2 separate regions of the Homo sapiens genome follow, and region 2 is linked to region 1. Evidence: chromatin contacts called from ENCODE Hi-C or POLR2A ChIA-PET data. All regions are on one chromosome and are shown on one strand. Each heading gives the region's core, a stretch centred on a gene start or an enhancer-like site at or near the end of the contact. The rest is flanking DNA. Distances are from core to core; before and after follow the strand shown.

Region 1 (5,609 bases), core at 1,692-4,191:
TTTCCTCTCTGATATAGGAATGGCTCACACCATTCTTATTCCAAACCCATAACTTGCATGGAAGAAAATAAATTGAAGATCACACCTAAATTTTTAAAATGTGATCTTTCAGGTGCCAAAAAAAAATGCAACTGTTTCAAACCACGTGAGTTTTAAAACATGAATAATAAGCCAAAAATGTTATAAATGAAATATTATAAATTCCCTTAATTTCTTTAATTTTTATTTTTATCAAAGTGGCACATATCCGTAATTTTAAAGTCAGATGGTTCTGAAAGGTCAATAGTGAAAAACACAGAAGTGTGTTTTTCCTATTTATCTGTTCCTTTTTCCTAAAGATAACCACTTTCAACTAGTTTAGCTACTTTTTTGGGTGTTTATAGCCATGTTGTAAAATAACTGATGTTTTTACATTGATTTTTTTTCCTATTTAAATATCCTATGTGCTGGATAAAGAGAGAATCCTCTTACTTGCTCCTCCAATCCACACATATATTCTTCCCTAATTCTACCAGCGATAACTTTTAGTTTTATCTTACTCAGATTTTATATTATCGTGACTCTGACATTTCTTCACAACTAAGACCTGTAGTATACTATTATTGCATTTCCTTTCTTGTATATTTTCCTTGATTTTAATAATTACATTTTAGTTTATTATCTAATACAAATTGTGGCTGACTGCCATGGTTACTGCTTGAAATGGTGACTACAGCAGTTACTTCTGTTACTGCTTGAGACCATCATTATAGCAGTTTCTACTGTTACCACTTGAGACTGTCATTACCACTGAAGGAAGGGATGAATGTAGAAATGAAAACTTAAGACAAAAGAAACTATTTTAAGGAAAGGCAACATGGGGAGAAGAAGAGAGCTACCTGCTTCTAGTGAGCAAAGGCAGCCCTTCGTATTTATTGGGTAACAAGAGCAGGGGGAGGAGGTAACGATTGGTTCACTGCTTAATTGATCAAAGGTTCATATTGTTACTAACAGGCTTCAATTATGCCTAATCATAAGAAACACTTGTGCCTGGGTCTTGACTGCCCTCAGCAGTCCTTCTGGGTGGCATACGCAGTTTGTCAGTTTGCCAACATTCTGCATTTATGACAAACAGTTTGCTACTTACATAGCCTCCAGTGGTATACTGAGTTGATCGCAACCCTCACTCTTTCAGCCTCCAACAACAAATTCACCCCAGGACTCTGCTAGAAATATAATTCCCCACTTTGTGTGTTCAAAGACACTATATATTCCTATAAATTTAATTTTCTTGCTGACTTCATCCTTGGAGTTCTCTACATCTGCTGGAATCAGGACCAGGCCATCTCTAGGCAGTTGCACAGCTTTTGTCCTGGGATGTCCCTGCACCATCATCCTGGGGTAGCCTTGGTCTCTCTTCTTTGTATTAGTTTCCCTGGTTTCTGCATCTCATGTTGTTTTCTTTCTTTATATCCCTGTTAAGGCAGAACACACCCATCAGTAGTTTCTTGAGGGAGGATGCAGGAATAAGTTGTCTGAGACCTTTGCTTTTTTCAACCCCTACAATTAATAATTTTCCTTTGTAGGGAAAATTAGATTGGGATTACTTTTTCTTGAGAATATTTAAATCATTGTCCCATCGTCTCCTAGCTTTCAAGATTGCAGTGAGTCATTCTGATTCCTCTTTGGCTAGGACCTACTTTTAAAGAATGAACTCTGGGGAATCTTCTTTCTCCCTTTACTCTGGAATTTCACTGGGAAGGTCCTTCTCTGGGTTTTCTCTTGTCTCTTGTGCTGGGCACTCAGTAGGCTTTTCAATCTGAAAATTTTTATATTTCAGTTCTGGAATTTTTTCCTGAATCATTTATTTGATTTATATGTTTATTAATTTTCTTTGTTTTCTGTTTTTGGAATTCCTATTATTTACATGTTTGTCCCTTGGCTAATTCCCTAATTTTCTTACTGCTTCTCTTTTGTTGTATTTCCAAGCTCTCCTTTTCAGCTACTTTCTGAATAATTTCTGCAACTTTACTTTCTACCTTCTCTGTAAGGCTTTTTTTTGCCTTTCTGCTATTGCATTTTTAAATTCCAAAATCTCTCTTTTGTCCCAGAATGTTCCATATTTGTAATATCCTTTTTTTCATGGTTGTTTTATCTTCTTTCATCTGTCTGAAAAATATGGATTTTTGATTTGTTTTCTTTTCTCTGCAATGTCTATGTTTCTTACCATTTCTTTTCCCTGATAGATTCGACCATTTTCTTTTTTGTTTTCTCTTTGGTTGATTGTATTTCCTTGTGGAAGATTTTCAGTGACCTGTCTGGTAGGTACAAGTCTGGCTGACTCTGTTCTGGGATCTGAGTTGGGAAAGGGGATGAGAGTATCATCATTCCATGAGTAGATTTTTCACTTAATCTAGCAATGTTCAGTTTGGCAGCCCTGCTCCTATGCCCAGTGCCCCCTAGAATCCCTCAATTCACGCTATTCAGAGAGAACATTTTCTAACTTTTGTTGAGATTGGACAGGGTATCTAACGTCTTTTTAAACAGATTTTTAACCAATCACCTCTGCCTTCACACTCCTTTAAGAGGTACCAGGTAACTTTAATTTCTGAACACTTCTGGAATTTGAGGTATGCACTGGCTAGCTTTTGGGCCTCCCTCCCCAGCCAGTCTCGGTTTTCGATTTTTCAGGTTTGCTAAATCATTTACCACTTATCCATCTGATTTCTAGCTTCTCAAATTGTGTTGCTGTTGTTTCCTCTCTTGTTCTGTTTGTCCTTGAGGATTTATGCCTTTAAAAATGCTACACATTTATTTTAGAGGAGTTTAGAGAAGGAAATCAGGTTAAAAATGTGTGTTTAATCTTCCTTTTTAAACCTGAAGCCCATCAATTTAATCAGTTAAGGGGAGACTTAAAAGAGGGGCAGAAATGACACACCAAATAGAGCAGTGAAAGTAAAACTGAGACAGAAAGGAGGAAGCAGTCACCAAGAGGACATACAAAAGTGGGGAGAAGGAATGAGACCTAGACTGAGGAAGGGCACAGCAGAGACGTTCATGTCTAAAACATTGACTTGATTCATTCATTTCTTTATTCATATATTCTCTCATGCAATGGAAGTTTCTCTTGAGCCATTGTGTTAGGAACTCTGATAGATGTTGCAGATACCAAATATATGAGTGGAAGGTAAATCAGCAATTGTTACTAATTCCTAACAGTTACTGAGCCCCTAAAGGGCTTATAGTCTGCTATCTTCAGATTATTTCAACTCAAAAATATTTATTCAGAAACTAGTGAGAGTCAGGCATTCTTCTATGTGATAAAATACTATTAATTTTATTCTGTAACAGCCTCTAATGTGTTGATTTGTTGATTACTCACTTCTCACATCTCTTTTGGTGTTCATTATTGTTAAAACCAAAACAGATTCCAACAATAATGTCTGTGGAATCCATTCAAAGGTGAATATGTAGTGTTATGCATTTGTATTCTTATGCTAATATGCTTGTATCTATAGTGTGACCATAAAGTAATAAAGAGATTTCTTGTGTTACTTACAGACCTCTATCTCTTAACTTGCGGTTACTTACAGAATATTTGAATATTTTCAAGAGCAACTAGGTAGACCTCATGAAAAGACTTTTACATACTGAAGTATTCATATGGCTAAATCACTGGAGATTTAGAACAACTTATGGTTACAAAATTAGGTAACAAAATAGATTAAATGTATCAAATGTCTACCATGTGTCAGACACTCTTTTAAGTGTTGTACCTGTATTAACTCATCTATTCTTCAAAGTAAAGGAGGTTCTATCTTTATCCCCATTTTAGAGCTAAGAAAACTGAGATAGAAGATTAAAAGACAATTGGAGAAGACATTTGTAGAGTACCTATACAATTTCCTCTATTGGAATTGATCCATCTGTTTTGACTGTTGACCTCATGGATGGTCACTGAATGAGCATCTGAAAGACCTCCTTAAGAAAAGATCCCAGAAAACTGCAGTGGTATCCAGGGAGGCTGGCAGGCTTGCTAGGTTTTTGTTTACTCATTTGTTTGTTTGCTTTAGGGTTAGATTCATATTGATGACTGAGTAGCTTGATAAGCGTAGGAGGACTAAAAAATTATGAACCTTTGAAATGTTTAGAACATTTAAAGAATAATTTAGTGTGTCAGAGATTCTCAGCCCATTATTCAAAACAACTTATCAGCAGATTTTAAGGGGAAGGAACTGTTTGCATTGCTATTATACAAAGAGGCCTTTAAATAATTGTTGCTGGTGCTCAAAATATCTGTTTAAACTCAGTTTATATATTTCTACATATTCTACTATCATTTTCTCATAAAGCTTATTAGTGATCATGATTACAAATGAAGATGTAGTTCCTACTGCTACTGATTTTGGCTTTATTTGCTTGTATTATCACTATTTATAGTAATCAATGGTCATGCAGGCTACTAGCTGGTGATAGTCCATTCAAGCGGCTAAGAAAATCACAATGGCAAATGCATTGCTTTCTGGTTAAATGAGGCAGTACAAATGAGTCATTAGTTATAGCCTCCTAGATAACATATGGTTCCAAGGAATCTCTGTTTAACCTCCAGTTTCAAAAGATTATTCAGAATTTCTTCCCTTCCTTGGTGGCTAGTCTGTAGAATAAAAACTAGTCTGAGTTTGAAACATAAATCCATAGCTTATGTGGTGCATAAAAATGTGTTAGAAGGTTTATTAATCAGGGGGTTTCTGCACTGGTGGGTAATGTTTTTTGCATACTCTTAGAAATCTGTCATTCTCTTATACACTAATCTCTGTGTGTGTTTAAAGTGGTCATCTTAGGCTTGCTAGGGTTAAGATCACTTCCATTGGTATTTTCATCTGTAAACACCAATAGTAAACTATCCCTATTTGCGAGTCAGTGTTTAAGTAGCCTAATAATTAGACCATACTAAAAAGGATCTAGGATTTTGTATATGCCATTGCATCTAAACTCTATCACCTTTCTTACATAAACCAGGTCAGTTTGTGTATCTCCCATTTTTTTTTAAAACTAACTTTGTGACCTCAAACAAGTTTCCTAGCCATTCAAGGCCTCACTTTTATCATGTGTTAAATGGAGATGATAACGTATCTGTCTTATAGGATTATGTGAGAATTAAAGAAAGTAGAATTAAGGCAAATAAAACATTATTGGGCCGTAGGAATCACTTAATAAACATTACTTCTGTATTACTCCCAATTTAAAAAGTGACAATTTACTTTCAACTGACATGTTTATTTTGAACATGAAAATACACAAAAATAGTCCCTTCTTTAATATTCGCCTTGAAGTGCATTCTGGATGTTTATTCTGTGCTTTCATGCCAGTTCTCTGTGGTAAGAGGCAGAGATGATTCAACCTGAATAAAACAGCCTTGAGGGTTTGTGGAATCCAGTATTAATGATTCAAGCTCCTATCATTACACAGTTGCAGAGATAGCAAAAGTTGTCATTACGTGAAAACCTTCCTCTGTTGAACTGAAATCTTATGAGTCCTGTTTCTTGCATCTTCCTGAATACAACACAAGCAACCACCCCCATCCATTGTAAAAATATCTGTGTAGAAGAGCCTTGTGGAATGTCAGGTAC
Region 2 (5,609 bases), core at 1,829-4,328, 99 kb after region 1:
GAGCAAGCAGGATTGTGCTTAATTCATGCCATATTTTCAAAACCTTTCTCTGTTTTCTGGAATCTCTTAATGTTGTCTCATACATTTTTCTAGCTTTGGAGGAAAGCCAAGGCTTTTTTTTCTAAAGATTGATTCTCTGTCAGTGAGATTTCATTAAACCATATATTGAATTGCATTCCTGAATCCTCTCAGTTCTACTTTAACTGCTTAAAGTTATATTTCCCCTTTTAAAGTCCAGTTCTCTTTAAAAAATGTTATTCTGAACTCTGACATTGCCACTCAGGGCTAGCTTGATTCTAAATGAGCAGACCCTGGTAAACATTTGTACTTTCTTTTGAGGGTGTGAACATAGCAATTAAATTATTGGAAAATTACTGTCAAGAAGGTCAAATATTTAGAGATAATGAAATAGCAGGATTTTAACACGAAAAATGTACCCTATGATATGCATTAAAATTCCCCGGTAATCATCTGTCAACTTGGTAGATTTTACTATTCACAAAAATTGTCTGTTCTTTGTAAGTTAATAGAAGCCTATAGCCTTTTCCACTAGTAAAGCAGTTGCAATTTTCTGCATATTAAGAGGCTGTTCTGGCTCTGCAGAAACAGAAAAGAATTGATGGGATCAAAGCAATACTAGCAAATGTAGAGTTATTCTGATATAATTTCCAAAATTTAGCAATCCTGAAATCTTTGGATTTCTTTAAATCAATACAGAGTTCTTGAGGTATTTAAATGCATTGTCTCAGCCAGATCCCCAAGTGTGGCTTTGAAGCTATAAAGGTTCTGGGGGAACAAAACTGAGAAGAGTCTAATAATTTCAATGCACACGTAAGAGAGCTACACATCAAAATTAATAGGTACCTGAACAAGGTTTTTCTCGGCCTGGGGATCAGTAGTTCCTGCAACTGGCTGTGCAACATGGATGAACCTGCTGCTTAATCTTTCTGTACCTTAGCTCCTGCACTCGTGAGATGGCAAGAATGAGCTTCCTTCATGTGGTTGTTGGCACTGGATGAGCTAAGGTAGGATGGGTAAAATACTTGGAATATGCAGGAGAAAAATTAGTGCTGAATGGACCTTATCACTATGTAGGATGATGTAGAGCAGCACCCTTCCTTCCTTAGGTATGCAGTTTCAGCATCTCTAACTGAGAATACAACCAATTTCTCAAGTGTCTACTGGGGCTAAAATTAATTTAGTGGTAGTGGCTGGCATTTTTTATTTAAATGAATTGAAACAGAATAGAGCAAAAAATACCAGAGAGCATCATATATTCTAAGTATTGTTTAGTGCTACTTTTCAGTGCTACTTTTACGTATATGTTTTAGGGATACTAGATTGAAATGAAAAAGTAATTTTTCTTCTGGTCATGCTCAAAATTTTGAAGTCACTGGATTATATGGTACCTAAAGATTCCTCTTCTCTTGACTGGTCTAAAATTCTGTTAAAAAGCAGATGTTATGCACAGTAGAGGGCCCTGAAGATAAAACCAGAAGACTCTGCTGGACCTGGTCCTTCCTTGTTGAAATAATTTCTCTGTACCCCAGTTTTATCCAGTGTAAAATGTGGATAATAGCACCTAGCCAGTCATGGTGGTTCACGTCTGTAATCTCAGAACTTTGGGAAGCTGATGTGGGTGGATCACTTGAGGCCAGGAGTTCGAGACCAGCCTGGCCAACATGGTGAAATCCCATCTCTACTAAAAATACAAAAATTAGCTGGGCGTGGTAACAGATGCCTGAAATCCCAGCTACTCAGGAGGCTGAGGCAGGAGAATCACTTGAACCCAGGAGGCAGAAGTTGAAGTGAGCCGAGATCGCTCTACTGCACTCCAGCCTAGGCAACAAGAGTGAAACTCCGTCTCAAAAAACAAACAAACACCCAAAACAAAACCAAAAACAGTACCTATCTTTCATAGGCCTGCCACAAGAACTAGATGAGGTAATGTACGTAAACTAGGTGTTATTTTGAAATATAAATTTTTAGCGTGATTTTAGTCATTCTGCGATTCTGAGCACAGAAAATTCTTTTGCTTTATGAATCTTGTTCCTGCGTTACCTCATTTCTTCCCTCTTGTCTTTCCTTTCATCTGTTCTTCTGCCTGAAACACTGTTCCCACTTTTACTCATTTTATTCCTCCTTTGAGACTTAGGCACCGTCTCTCCCATGTCACCCCAAGTGTATATATCTCTTTTCACTTACCACACTTTAAAATAAAAGTCTATGAATGTGCCTGACACTCTCATTAGAACATCATACTTCCCAACTTTATATTCATTGTTTAAATCCCAAAACTTTGTGGAGCATCTGCACCTACAAGGAACTCTAAAATATTGGCTGAGCTGACCTGAACTAATCTCCTGCTTTCACATCTATTTCTTTCTCCACCTTCACTCTTGTTCTCCTACACCCTCTTTCAATATATTCACTTATCTTTCCTACCTCCTATCCCATTTCTAGCACATATATGGTATAAATAATAGCGAATTGAGCAGCAATGGTGTCCTCTTGGCCTCCAAATTGCAGCATCTCCAGGGGAGGCTATTATAAAAGTGGATTCAGAAAGGGAAAGCAGTAATTGTAGAAGAGATATAATGACCAGAAGAGAAAGGTGATAATGTTAAGTTACTCATGGGTTGTGACATTTAGCTGGGTGAAAATACATGATTGTACAGAGGTAGGAGAACCAGGGGGATAGCTTGAGGCCTAGAGGTGATTAGCAGAAGGGACAGACTGGTCCAGCCCTCTGAGTCTTTTCCTCCATCTGCCCATTGCCCTGGGCAGGGACAAGGTTACTGGGATCAACATGGTACCCAATTATGCTCCTTCCTCTACACTCTAGAAAGGGAGGTTCTGGCAGCTTGAAGACCCTCTGTCATTACCCAACCATCTTGACCCGAAAACTTCCAATTCTCAATCCCACATGTAAATAATTCACAAAACAATTTCCAGGAGGCCATGATACTGCAAAAAAGAAATCAATAAAGCCTGGGCACAACAACAGACACTTTTTCAAACTCTGAGTCCGATCAGATGGTTACAGCAGTCTTCTGGCTGTTGAATGTTTTCCCTCCTGTCACTGCCAAGTTGCTGGGTTGATTTATTGGGAAACAGGTAACAGTCACCTTCGCACTGCTGTTAGCAGATTCCTTTGAGAGAACAGGTTACAAAAACATCCGGTTTGTCTCCCTTGCATTTATCTGTGTATTCATGCATGGAGATTTGTTCCAGGAGTAACTGAAGCATATAATTCTCAGAGTTCGAATAAATTGAAAATTGCTCCTGCTGAGACTTTGACAAGTTATTTTCCTGCTGGGGTTCACTCCAGACTTTCCTGTCTTTCCCAGAATATTTAAAGTGGCTTCCACTGTGTCAGATACACTGTAAACAATTTTCAATGTTATAGCTTTAAGGTAGGCTCAGTAGGCTTTTAAAAGCTCCAGGCCACCCAATTTGCTAGTTAGTGTATATTACCAATTACAATGCTTTGTCTGCCAGTGCTTCTAAAAGCTGTGATAATATTAATGGTACCACAGAGTGCCTTTCCTCTTGAATGAACCTTCACTTGTCTTACAGATGACATAAGCTGAGAGCGAATGCCTTGCTGTCATTCAACTGGAGTCACACCTGTGCTCTTTCACATGCAAGTTACAAAGCATTTTCACATGTGTTGTCTTGTTTAACCCTCACAACATAATAATACACCCTTGTGAGTGTATTATAGTCCCCGTTGTACAAAAGAATGAATGACATGCCCAAGCAGTGGATTTACAAAGAGGCGAGGACAATGCCCAGGCACTCTGGCCTAAATCTAGTGCTCTCTTTACTATCTTGTAACCTGTGGCACATTTCTGGTGGTCTTTCCCATACCCAGAATCAGTTTCTTTCATGTTCAGAGAACTCTAGTTTTGTTTTCCCTTCTAAATACCTGGCTCTGTGCGAGGTATTATGACTGGTTTAAGAGGAGAATAGCGATATTGGCTAGTTATCACTCTAGGAGTAGCTGTGGTACCACAGTGCAATTAAAGCCACTGCAACATAACTGAAGATCTTTTGAGGACTTCTCAGAGTGTATAAGAGAGAACATAAGGGGAAAGCCTTTTTTCTCCCCACCACCCATCTTGATGCCTGCTCGAGACATTGCCATGTGATGTTTGGAACTGCAGCTGGCTATTTTGTGACCATGTGTCTGGACATTTCTGGCAAAAACAAGGCAGCTTTCTTAAAGGACAGAAAGTGCATCCATGATGGCATCAGTGAGTTTCCAAACCAACCACATCTACCTTTGGACTTTTCGTTAAGTAGACAAATATTTGTTTATGTTTTAAGTCATTTTAATCAGATGTTCTGTTACTTATACTTGATTACATCCTAACTGATGCACAGCTATTCTGCACCTGCTCTGCTCTTCAGACACTGATGAATAGGTTGTCTAACATTCTTGAAGCTAGTGCCATGGCTCCTAACGCAAGCAGGTGCTCTGACTTACCCTTAAGACCTTCCCTCTTTTGGAATAGCAGCTGCCCTTAAAGAAAATATATAACACTCTATGCTAAGAGTTGTCTCAGTCACCCTAGACCTTTTCCCTGTTCAGCCCCGCCTGCCTGGCTCTACCCTTCGCAATGCTCTCACCTTCTCCAGATCAGTGTGTGTTACTCTTTATTTTCTACCTTCCCCCTTCTCTTTCAGCGTTTGCCTCCTTCCTGGTCTACTACTGTTTGTTTATACCCTAAACCTTGGTCTTGCTCTGCTTTCTGACCTTCAGGTCCATTTGATTATGGCTTGGGACTTTGGTTATGATCATTTGATTGTTAGTTTATAACCCATTGCTTTGCTTTGATAGAAGAAGAGAACTAACATTTATTGAGCATCTAGTGTGTGCTAAGTATTGATTTAGGAGTTTACCACATTTAATCCTTAAAATAAACCTGTGAAATAGGTTTTATCTCCATTTTCCCTTAGCAACAATCTCAGAATGTAGGTGAACTACCCATGATTGAACCTATAGAAGTAATATAGCCAGAAGACTAACCCATTGAGTTTGACGCCAAAGATCCTGTCTTCCAACTAGGCCAGGACACAGTACCTGAAGAATCCTTCCATCATTATTTTATCTTCCCTAATCTTGCGGCTGATTTTACCTAGACTATAGTTTTGACCATCAAATTCTCCATCTCAATCTAATAGTAGAAAAACACGGAAGTGTCACAAATGTACATCATGTGACTACCCTATCTCTGAAACATCTTGGATCCCGTCTGTGATACATTCCGGTAAAAGCAGTCTAATTTTGTTAAATCAGTATGCACTAATGAAGAAAAGTAGTGAGTCTCTGGTAAAATCACTTGGCTGGGAGTCACCACTTGATTTTTGGTGTTAGCTGTTTGTTTAAAAATTACCAATCTGGCAGGGCATGGTGGCTGACTCCTGTAATCCCAGCACTTTGGGAGGCCGAGATGGGCGGATCACCTGAGGTCAGGAGTTCAAGACCAGCCTGACCAACATGGAGACACCCTGTCTCTACTAAAAATACAAAATTAGCCAGGCATGGTGGCGCATGCCTATAATCCCAGCTACTCGGGAGGCTGAGGCAGGAGAATCGCTTG

What was found. Hi-C counts contacts between places; a loop is a spot of excess contacts on that map. ChIA-PET counts read pairs that join two places held with the same protein, here RNA polymerase II (POLR2A). Pooled maps may share reads with other maps.
Region 2: a pooled map shows a loop between it and region 1 (2.9-fold over the local background). The contact joins two enhancer-like sites. A Hi-C loop is called at or near these places in 23 of 37 single-sample maps with no recorded cell type and 5 of 50 pooled maps. POLR2A ChIA-PET finds 5 or more read pairs at or near these places in 1 of 52 experiments (activated CD4-positive, alpha-beta T cell).

What each region holds. Positions count from the first base shown.
Region 1 is chr13:47,033,875-47,039,483 of GRCh38, forward strand. No RefSeq gene overlaps it. Among named protein-coding and RNA genes, the nearest start is that of HTR2A, 140 kb to the left of the region's middle. RefSeq lists an enhancer at 2,879-2,978. Within about 2 kb of position 2,942, at least 2 of the 41 ENCODE cell types and tissues checked have a DNase peak (open chromatin) inside an H3K27ac peak, as active enhancers do.
Region 2 is chr13:47,133,218-47,138,826 of GRCh38, forward strand. No RefSeq gene overlaps it. Among named protein-coding and RNA genes, the nearest start is that of HTR2A, 240 kb to the left of the region's middle. Within about 2 kb of position 3,079, at least 2 of the 41 ENCODE cell types and tissues checked have a DNase peak (open chromatin) inside an H3K27ac peak, as active enhancers do.